2 separate regions of the Homo sapiens genome follow, and region 1 is linked to region 2. A link is a loop called in an ENCODE intact Hi-C map of the cell type or tissue named here. Cell type or tissue: natural killer cell. All regions are shown on one strand. Links, peaks and the distances in the headings refer to the core of each region. The heading gives the core; the rest is flanking DNA. Region 1 overlaps MAML3 (mastermind like transcriptional coactivator 3). Region 2 overlaps MAML3 (mastermind like transcriptional coactivator 3).

Region 1 (5,377 bases), core at 151-5,150, 120 kb after region 2:
AATAAATTGATCTAATAGAAGAAGCAACCCCTGACTCCTCTCTGCTATCAGCCTCCTGTCGCCGTTGGAATGAAAGGAGAGTCTCTAAGAGCATGAGAAAGTTAACCCCAAGAATTCAGATGCAGTATAGGAATAGCAGCTACTGCTACCCCTCCCTTGAGTTTTCAAAGAAAGTACACTTTTATGTATTTTTAAATGTCAACACTTTGTACCACTGGTTTCGAAAAAGGCCCTGGGGACTAGTAGTAGTGTGCATAAGCATTCTCCTGCTGATCTAAAAACTGGATTCTTTTAGAACTTGTGTTTTGTTTTCTTTTTTATGAGACGGAGTCTCGCTCTATCACCCAGGCTGGAGTACATTGGCGCCATCTCAGCTCACTGTAGCCTCCCAGGTTCAGCAATTCTCCTGCCTCAGCCTCCTGAGTAGCTGGGATTACAGGCACCTGCCACCATGCCGTGCTAATTTTTGTATTTTTAGTAGAGATGGAGTTTCACCATGTTGGCCAGTCTGGTCTGAAACTCCTGACCTCAAGTGATCCACCCGCCTCAGCCTCTCAAATTGTTAGGATTATAGGCATGAGCCACCGCACAAAGTTGTTTCATTAAATGTAACTTTTGAGCGGTTAACATATGCCTACGATACAAATTCAAAAGGCTAAAAACAAAATACGGTGAGAGATAAATCTCTTTTCTACCCCTTTCTTCCTGTCTCCTAGTTTCCTTCCCCAAAGGCACCCACTGTTACTATTTTCTAGCGTTTTCTTCCAGAGACGTCTCAAGCATATAGAAGTGTATATGTAGGCACATTCTTTTTTAAAAACCCAAATAATAGCATACCACGTTTAACATCTATGTCATTGTGCCTAATTAATAATTTCCCTCTGACATCACTTAGTGATTTTGTGCAGTTAAAATAACTTTTGTGATAGAGAAACCCTGAAATCCCCAGTGACCTCAAATATGAGTTTTTTTCTCTGTCATCCAACAGTCCAAATCCAGGCATTTTTTGGACAGGCAGCGAGCTCCTTCCACCTTGTAGCTCCTCCACGGATCTTGGAATCTTTTGCTTCCAGCTGGTTGGTGAGAAAAGAGATAGCCTAGGGGATTTGGGGGAGTCCTGACTTTAATGTGCCAAGCCAGGTTTTTATGGGCCAAGCCTAGAAATGGCACACATCATTTCTGTCCACAGTCTTTTGTCAAGAACTAAGTCATATATCCCCTTCTAGAGCAAGAGGAGGTGGGAAATGCAGTCCTTGGCTGGGCAGCCACTCACCAGCATCAAATTTACACAGCTGAAAGGGTGCAGACATCTTTGGTGGGCCACTAGCCATTTCTGCTGCAATTTTTATTCCCCCCAAATGTACTTGGTTTTGTTTTTTTTTAACTGCAGTGGATGGGATTTTGTTTTCCTCTTGGCACATGTGAGGACAGTCCGAGGTTGGTAGGGATTTTTACACCCCAGGTGTGGTCTATAAACTGCAGAGTTTGAGAAGCACTATTTTACGCAGGAGGCCAAACATTAAGTTCAGCTTTTGTCCCTGCTCATGTGTAACCCCAGGTCCCAGAACTGCCCCACTGCATATCTCTGGACAGAGAGACCCCCTGCCTACCTGATCACTTCATACATTGAACCACCTCGAACTAAATAACTTCCCTATTATCTAACCCAGATAGAGCCAAGAAAAGAGGGATTCCAGAATCCCCAACTCACAGTCTGCCTATAAAGCATTATAGTGATATTATAATGGCCCTTCTTTTTGTTTGTTTGTCTTTTGAGATGGAGTTTCGCTTTTGTCCCTTAGGCTGGAGTGCAATGGCACGATCTCGGCTCACTGCAGCCTCTGCCTCCTGGGTTCAAGCGATTCTCCTGCCTCAGCCTCTGAAGTAGCTGGGATCACAGGCACCCGCCGCTACACACGGCTAATTTTTTGTATTTTTAGTAGAGACAGGGTTTCACCATGGCGGCCAGGCTGGTCTCAAACTCCTGACCTCAAGTGATCTGCCCGCTTCAGCCTCCCAAAGTGTTAGGATTACAGGTGTGAGCCACTGCACGCAGCCTAATAGCCCTTCGTAAGCTTTAATTTAATGGCTCCATCCTTCTTCACCCCTTGGCCCCCCTTAATACTAGACTTGCTACCCAGAAATTTTCTGGGATCTTTTTTTGCTTACCAAACTTTCCTGCTACTGGAGACAAAAAAAAAAAAAGAACAAAAACAAATTAGCAATGTAAAGAACATTTGTTGAGTTCAGTGTTGGAGAGAGCAGTTCACAGAGCTGCCGAGAAGCCACAGCTGACCCTTTCCTCTCTCCTCTTGGTAGGAGCCAGCTGCAAGGAGAGGGACCTAAGGTGGTAGAGGGAATGGCTCCCTCCTCCACAGCTCTGCATGCGTCAGCCCCCAAAATAGAAATGCGGGGACCAAGTTGTGATGGCAGGGAAACAGCAGAAAGAGGTGAGGCTGCCTGTGCTCCCTGCCCTCCAGGCCTCCACAGGCCAACCTGTGACCTCACTGGTGGGCCTCCAGAAGCAGGGAAAGACAGAGGCCCAGCATCACCTTTCCATTTCCGCATTTGTTTTCTCTTCCTTGCTGGTGTGCATTGACTCTGTGGTCACTGTTCTCCATGTCAGCACATTCAAAATTGCTGACTGTCAACACTGAAGGCAGCGTGGCTGCTACTGAAGAAGCCACAAGGAAAACAGCTTTGGGCAATGGTGGATGTTCTTGGTGTGACACATTTCTAGCTCCCAGCACAGGCCCTTTACAAAGAACAGGGCTTTGTGGTTTGGGTAGGATGGGGAGAAAGAAAGAGGGAGGGAGAGAGAGAAGGAGGCTTGGCTTGTTGAGATCTTTTGTTAAGGAAATAAATATTGGTTTCCTAGAATTTGAACAGCTGAAATGGGAGATTGGCAGTAAGCAAAATGTGATTGTAACAATCAAACCCACGTGCAGACAGAAGTTGGGAGTCATTAGGGCAATGAGGTTGTTCTTCACGATCTTGGGAGGAAAGAAAAGGTGACCAAAATGCCATTTAGTAACCCGATGGCCTCTTCAAGCCCTTCAGGCTGGCCCAGAGCTGCAGGCAAAGCTTTGATGGTGTGGGTGGTGCTGTTCCCTTGGGCAGAGCTTGGCTGGAGGACTCTTAGCAGGGTGGCCGCAAGTCTCTGGGGCCCCTACTTGGGGACTTACACAGACCAGGCTGTATGTCTTTGTAGCTTGTCAAACCACAACTATTCACAGAAGGCGTGTGGTTTAGAATCTACCACAGTCAAACCCGGGAGAATGTGTTACCCAGTTCCAGAAAGGTTGCTAGTTTGTGTGCTGTAATGGAAAGTGGCCAACTTTATCTTTTCTTATAAGAACTACAATGGGCAATCAGGATGGAGGCTTGATCTACAGGACTCTCTACTGAGGGTCTCCTGTGAAAAAGGTGATAGGAGGGAGGTGCTGGTTGTATTAATCAGAGTCCTCTAGAGACAGAACAAATAGAGGATAAAGAGAGAATTCATTTTAAAGAACTGGCTTATTTGACTGTGGGGGCTGGCAAGTCCAAAATCTGTAGACCAGACTACCAGGCTAGAAATTCAAGTTAAGAGTTAATATTGGCCAGGCATGGTGGCTCATGCCTGTAATCCCAGCACTTTGGGAGACCAAGGCAGGCAGATCACGAGGTCAGGAGTTTGAGACCAGCCTGGCCAGCATGGTGAAACCCCGTCTCTACTAAAAATACAAAAAATTAGCCGGGCATGGTGGTGTGCATCTGTAATCCCAGCTACTCAGGAAGCTGAGGCAGGAGAATTGCTTGAACCTGGGAGGCGGAGGTTGCAGTGAGCTGAGATCACACCACTGCACTCCAGCCTGGGCAACAGATCAAGACTGTCTCCAAAAAAAAATCGTTAATATTGCAGTCTTGAGTCCAAAATCTGCAGGCTGGAAGCATAGGCAGGTTTTCTGTGTTGCAGTCCGAAGGCAGAATGCTGCTTCTTTGGGAAACCTGTCTTTGCTCTTCAGGTGTTCAACTCACTGGATGAGGCCCACCTACATTATAGAGAGTAATCTGCTTTACCCAGAGTCTACTAATTTCAACGTTAATCACATCTAAAACTAGCCTTCCTAGCAACATCTATATTGGTATTTGACCAAACAACTGGACATCATAGCCCAGTCAAGTTAACAACTAAAATGAACCATCACATGAGGAATTCAAGGAAAGTAAAGGCATGAAAATGTCAAGCAGTTAACAATCTTGTCAAAAGGAATTTAAGACAACATTGATATTTTTAGGTTTCATATCTTGATAAATTTCATGTCAATTAAATTTGTGTTTGTAAATTAAAAGTACAACATAATATTCAGATTTCCATAGTATCAAATGATGGGTATTTCTTTAGAATAAAAGTTATGTTACAAGCCAGACTGTTTCAGTGACATGCTTCCTGGTTTTTTGTGACAGATTGTACGTGGCATAATCTCTGATCTAATGGGCATTCATTGGAAATAGTCTTTTTTATCTTGGTGTCAGAAGAATAGTACATGGGCTATCACAGAGCACTGAAAGAGTGGGAGTTCAATTCCTGATACCGCTTCTATCTTATGATAAGAGTCTGAGACTAATTAATTTCTACTACTGGCCGGGTGTGGTGGCTCACGCCTGTAATCCCAGCACTTTGGGAGGCCAAGGCAGGCGGATCACGAGGTCAAGATACCAAGACCATCCTGGACAACATGGTGAAACCCCATCTCTAGGAAAATACAAAAAAATTAGCTGGGTGTCGTGCCGCGTGCCTGTAGTCCCAGCTACTAGGGAGGCTGAGGCAGGGGAATTTCTTGAACCCAGGAGGCGGAGGTTGCAGTGAGCCGAGATCGCGCCACTGCACTCCAGCCTGGCAACAGAGCAAGACTCTGTCTCAAAAAACAAAAAAAGAAAAAAAAAATTTCTACTACCACTTTTGTATTTTAGAAGCATGTCAATAAGGCGTAGAGGCTGCATGGCCATAGGGAAGAGCTTACCCCTGGAGTGAGACTGCCTGTGTTCACATCCCAACTCTGGCACTACTAGTGTATTACCTCTCTTACCTGTGCCTCGGTTTTCTCACACGTACAATGGGGATGATAGTTTCTACCTTACAGGGATCTTGTGAGGTTTAATTGTATTAATATACGTGTCCATACATAGTGTCATGTAAGTGTTTGCTATTTTAACAATTACTGATGGATAATATGAAGAGATAGAGATAAAGTATGAGAAAAGGGTTGAGATGATTGAAGACAAGTTTTTAGAAATAGATTACACTTTGGAGCTTTGCTATAATTCAGTCCATGTTTGAGACCATTTCTAGTGTCATCCTTTAGGGAATTCGGTTCATAATCCTCTTACATGA
Region 2 (5,377 bases), core at 66-5,065:
TTTCTTTCTTTCTCTTTCTTTCTCTCTCTCTCTCTTTCTTTCTTTCCTTTCTCTCTCTCTTTCTTTCTTTCTTTTTCTTTCTTTTTCGAAGTCTCACTCTCTCGCCAGGCTGGAGTGCAGTGGCACAATCTTGGCTCATAGCAACCTCCACCTCCCGTGTTTAAGCTATTGTCCTGCCTCAGCCTCCCGAGTAGATGGGACTACAGGTGAGCGCCACCATGCCCGGTTAATTTTTGTATTTTTAGTAGAGATGGGGTGTCACCATGTTGGCCAGGATGGTCTTGATCTCTTGACCTCGTGATCTGCCCGCCTCGGCCTCCCAAAGTGCTGGGATTACAGGTATGAGCCACCACACCTGGCCACGTGTCCTCTTTCTGATTACTTTGCTCCCTGCTCCAAACCAGGCCTCCTGTTTGATTTTGGTGACCCCAGTTTCTCATTAATATCCTCCTCAGAACTTTCCAATCAAGGCACTAAAATGAGTTGCAAAAAGCAACATATGGATTATTTTGAAGACTATTTTTTCTAGCTTTAGAAGCTGTGAATGTTGCTTGACTCACATACACCCCCTGTCCCCAAAATGGCAGGCGGAGGGTATGGATATCCCCATATCTCATGTCTCTTGTATACTGTGGGTGCCTGGCACAATACCTCACAGCCAGGAAGTAGGTGCTCACTGCAGGGTGGGAGAAAGATCAAAACACCAGGGAACTCATCTATAGTACCAGAGTCTCTCTGATGGAAGTCTATAAGAAATTTTGTTGAAAAAGTGAAGGGTTGGGCGAGGTGGTTCACGCCTGTAATCCCAGCACTTTGGGAGACCTACGTGGGTGGATCACTTGAGGTCAGGAGTTTGAGACCAGCCTGGCCGACATGGTGAAACCCTGTCTCTACTAAAAATACAAAAATTAGCCGGGCATGGTGGCAGGCGCCTATAATCCCAGCTACTTGGGAGGTTGAGGCACGAGAATTGCTTGAACCCAGGAGGTGGAGGTTGCAGTGAACCAAGATCTTGCCACTGCGCTCCAGCCTGGGTGACAGAGAGAGACTGTATCTCAAAAAAAAAAAAAAGAAAACATGGATATAAATTGGTATGGAAAGCCAGATGGTTGCAGATTTGTTGATTTCCAGTTCTCCCATAGATTTTATAGTGCTCATGACCAGCCATCCTCCTCCCTCCCTAGACAAACACACTTTCTGTTGGTCAGGTTGAGAGGCGACTTAAATTTAGAGAAATTTCACCCAGGAAATGCTCATATTGGGATGAACACATAGGACCCCCTGTTTCTTTTTACATCTTCTGTGTTAGCCCAGAAGAAGTGACAAAGAAGTGGCAACTTCATGCAGCGTATCCTCTTCTACCTCCCTTTTATATTTTTCTACTGGTGAGGTACAGCTGTCCCTTGGTGTCCATGGGGGATGGCTACAGGACCCCCTGACAGACACCCAAATCCAGGGATGCTAAAGTCCCTGATATACAATGGTGTTGTATTTGCATATAACTTACGGACGTCCTCCTGTATACTTTTTTTTTTTTTTTTTGAGACGGAGTTTTGCTCTTGTTGCCCAGGTTGGAGTGCAATGGCACGATATTGGCTCACCACAATCTCTGCCTCCCAGGTTCAAGCGATTCTCCTGCCTCAGCCTCCCAAGTAGCTGGGATTACAGGCACGCGCCACCATGCCTGGCTAATTTTGAATTTTTAGTAGAGACGAGGTTTCTTTATGTTGGTCAGGGTGGTCTTGAACTCCTGACCTCAGGTGATCCGCCCACCTTGGCCTCCCAAAGTGCTGGGATTACAGGCATGAGCCACCACGCCTGGCCTGTATACTTTAAGTTATCCCTTGATTTCTTATAATACCTAACACAATGTAAATGCTATGTGAATGGTTGTTACACTGTATTGTTGAGAGAATAATGACAAGAAAAAAGTCTGTACATGTTCAGTACAGTCATAATTTTTTCCTTCAAATATTTGGAAAATATTTGGAATATCTGTTGGTTGAATCCACAGATGCAGAATCCATGAATACGGAGGGCTGACTGCACTCATGTCTAGAGAAGGAAGGATTATGGCAGCTACTGAGACCTATCAATGGTTTTCTTCACTTTTAATACTGTTGAGGGAGTGGGTGGAATGAAAGCCGGAAGTGTCTGGGTGACAAACCAATGTTGAGGTACTTGTGGTTGCTTTTTGGATCACAACAGGCTGTCTGTTCTCCCCCTTCCTCCCCCACGTCCACCACATGGGTTCATATCTCAGACATGAACACATTCTTCAAATATTACATTCTAGGACATTCTTGCACCCCACACCAGCCTGCCCAAGGGACTTTCTGATCATGAATGAGAGCTTTCTTAACTAACAATATTCTTGACCATCTGTTCAGCTGGTCACTGAGAACATAAAGCAGATGCGTGCCTTCTCTCTCTCTCTCTCTCTCTCTCTCTCTCTCTAATCCTGGTCCCTGTAAAATTATAAGTGTAAAGATTTTCTGTGTATTGGATCTGAAAGAGAATGTACGCTGATACGTTTCACTGTGGATTTTTTTTTTTTTTTAAACTGTGAGATCTATGTGGCTGTGGGTCTAAGAAATGAAGGGATTTGTTTTTAAGTCCTGGGCTATTATGTATGTGTTTATGTTTATTATCATAGGCCACTTTGCATTTCTTGACATTAAAAAAGTAGATGTCTTGAGTTCTCTGTTTTTAACATTTAAAACTAACAGGGTTAATGGGAATGTCCACGATAGCAGGGCTGGGGACAGGGGTGTCACCTCAGTGTAAAAGCTGTAAAATTAAAAAGCTGGGCAAGTATCTGTGCCTGGATGGTTTCATGGAGCTGCAGGAATGTGTCTTCTGGAGATCCATTTCCTTGCTAAAGAAGGAAAAGGCTGGTGGAGTCAGCTGGATGGGACAAGTTCTGGGCAGCCATGCAGCTCTCTCAGATGGTGTTCCTGAGGGGAAGAGAGGGAGAGAAAGAGAGAGAGTGTGTGCGGAGTCTGTGCACACATGGGTCGTCTGCAGCAGCTCTTTCAGACAGCTTGTGAGAAACGCCAGTTGTTTTTGTCCTCCCAACAATGACAAGGTGCACAGTATGCATCCGATAGACAAAGGAGGCTTCAGAAGATGAGACCTAGGCGAGTGATCCTGGAAGCTGGAGTTCAGGGCAGAAAAATGCTGCCTTCCTCCTTAGGTGGCACATTATTATCTGCTGTGGGAAGTTTGGCAGTGCCCACGAAGACCCCAGCGCCACATTGCAAGGTGGCTGCAAGGCCAGACCTAGCTGTGTGGTTATTAGCACAGAGGAGGTTCCCCTCTGGAGAGGGAAGGGGCCTTTCTACTTCCTAATGATGTTTAATGGATGACTATCTTAACCAAAGGGAGAGGGGAAAAGTCATTTGTGTGTGTGCAAGTCTCAATCAAGTTCGAATAAAGATAATAAGCTAAAGTATGAAGAAGTTGCCTTAGGTAGGAGTCCTACCTTCTGAAGTGGCTCATCTGAAGGCATTTGTCCACTGAGTGTTGAGGCTTTAAAACTGTTCATTGTCACATAGGTGCCATTTGTAGTATTTCGAGGAGTTTTTATGATTCTGACTTGGGCTTTGCTGAACAAATTCAGTTTCATTTCGGTTCTTGGGTGTCAGTTGTAGAGATGCTACAAGGCAGTTTGTCTGCCTTTTCTTTGTGGGTTCTGCTTTCAGTTTTGAAGCTTTTCTCTTTTTGTTCTTCTAGAGTGTGTTCTACTTTATTCTGAATATCTTCATCAGTGAACTGAAAAAGTAAGCTCACCTTCAAAGAGAAGCATTTTAATGATGGCAAAACAGGCTTACTAAAGATTAAAATGAGATTGTCTGTAGGCCTCAAAACCAAAGTACTTGGGCTAAAATATGAAGAGATTTTTTCCCAACCATTTATTTTAACATGAATGTATGCTACTCATTCAACAAGTATTTCTGAAGCACTTGCTAAGTGGGAAATATTGAAGCTGGAATCAGAAATGCAGTGGTGACCAAGACAGTGTCCTTGTCCTCACAAAACTTAGAGTCTGGCTCTTTTTTAGATTTTTATTTATTTATTTATTTATTTATTTATTTGAGATGGAGTCTCGCTCTGTCTCCAAGCCTGGAGTGCAGTGGTGTGATCTTGGCTCACTGCGACTTGTGCCTCCCGGGTTCAAGCAAATCTCCTACCTCAGCCTCCTGAGTAGCTGGGATTACAGGTGTGCACCACCACACCTAGCTAATTTTTGTATTTTTAGTAGAGACAGGGTTTCACCATTTTGGTCAGGCTGGTCTGGGACTCCTGACCTCAGGTAATCCGCCAGCCTCGGCCTCCCAAAGCGCTGGGATTACAGGCGTGAGCCACCATGCCCAGCCTAGATTTTTTTTTTTTTAAGGACTCCAGTTCGATCTTTCTCCATGGTATGATTTTACTATGTATTCTATTCTGTAGTCCTTCTGCTACTAAATGCATCCCGGCTCCTTCTTCTTTCTTCTTTCTTCCTCCTTCTTCTTCTTCTTTCTTTCTTTTTCTTTCTTTCTTTCTCCTTCTCCTTCTCCTCCTCCTTCTTCTTCTTCTTTCTTCTTTCTTTTTCTTCTTCTTCTTCTTCCTCCTCCTCTTCCTCCTCCTCCTCCTCCCCTCCTCCTCCTCCCCTCCTCCTCCTCCTTCTTCTTCCTTTCTCCTTCTCCTTCTCCTCCTTCTCCTCCTCCTCCCCTCCTCCTCCTCCTTCTTCTTCCTTTCTCCTTCTCCTTCTCCTCCTTCTCCTCCTTCTCCTCCTTCTCCTCCTTCCCCTCCTCCTCCTCCTCCTCCTCCTCCTCCTCCTCCTTCTTCTTCTTCTTCTTCTTCTTCTCCTTCTCCTTCTCCTTCTCCTTCTCCTTCTCCTTCTTCTTGGACAGAGTCTTGCTGTGTCACCCTGGCTGGAATGCAGTGGCGCAATCTTGACTACTAGAGAAAAAGCCAGCCCCTGCATAGTGCAACCAAGTCAAAAGACTCCACATTTCCCCTTCTACTATGGGACAGAAATGTTTTGAAGTTGCAATAATCAAGGTGAAATTTTTTTCCCATGTAAAGTCGAAGCTGATAGAATCACATATTGATTATGTGGTTATTCAAGCTACTTAGAAAACCTGATTTTTCTAAAAGCTACCCATCTTGTGGTATTTCCATTGTTCTTTTTCACCTTTTTCAGAATATAAAGAAGGGAGGAATGAGAAGTTCAGAAAGTTTGACCTGTCAAATTATAAAATTCGTCAGCAACTCTTTCAATGTTTGGTTGCAATAGGGAGGTAGAGAGGAAGATAGAAACCAGACAAAGCGAGGGTAGTGGGTCCTAATTACATTAATAGCTAACATTAACTCAATGCTTACTATGTAC

What was found. Hi-C counts contacts between places; a loop is a spot of excess contacts. Peaks named below come from ENCODE experiments on the same cell type or tissue, not always from the same donor. Only the 100,000 strongest peaks of a DNase experiment are listed, where the experiment ranks them.
Region 1: it touches region 2 in a loop (4-fold over the local background); 1 of 110 quality-filtered maps calls a loop at or near these places.

The regions. Positions count from the first base shown.
Region 1 is chr4:139,948,563-139,953,939 of GRCh38, reverse strand. All of the region lies in intron 1 of MAML3 (mastermind like transcriptional coactivator 3), which reads left to right. Among named protein-coding and RNA genes, the nearest start is that of MAML3-AS1, 180 kb to the left of the region's middle. In natural killer cell, for the core only: no CTCF peak of the experiment used is centred there; a DNase peak (open chromatin) is centred at 3,249; H3K27ac peaks cover 855 bases; H3K27me3 peaks cover 268 bases.
Region 2 is chr4:140,068,836-140,074,212 of GRCh38, reverse strand. The region is part of intron 1 of MAML3 (mastermind like transcriptional coactivator 3); the gene reads left to right. Among named protein-coding and RNA genes, the nearest start is that of MAML3-AS1, 56 kb to the left of the region's middle. In natural killer cell, for the core only: no CTCF peak of the experiment used is centred there; DNase peaks (open chromatin) are centred at 2,182 and 3,632; H3K27ac peaks cover 853 bases.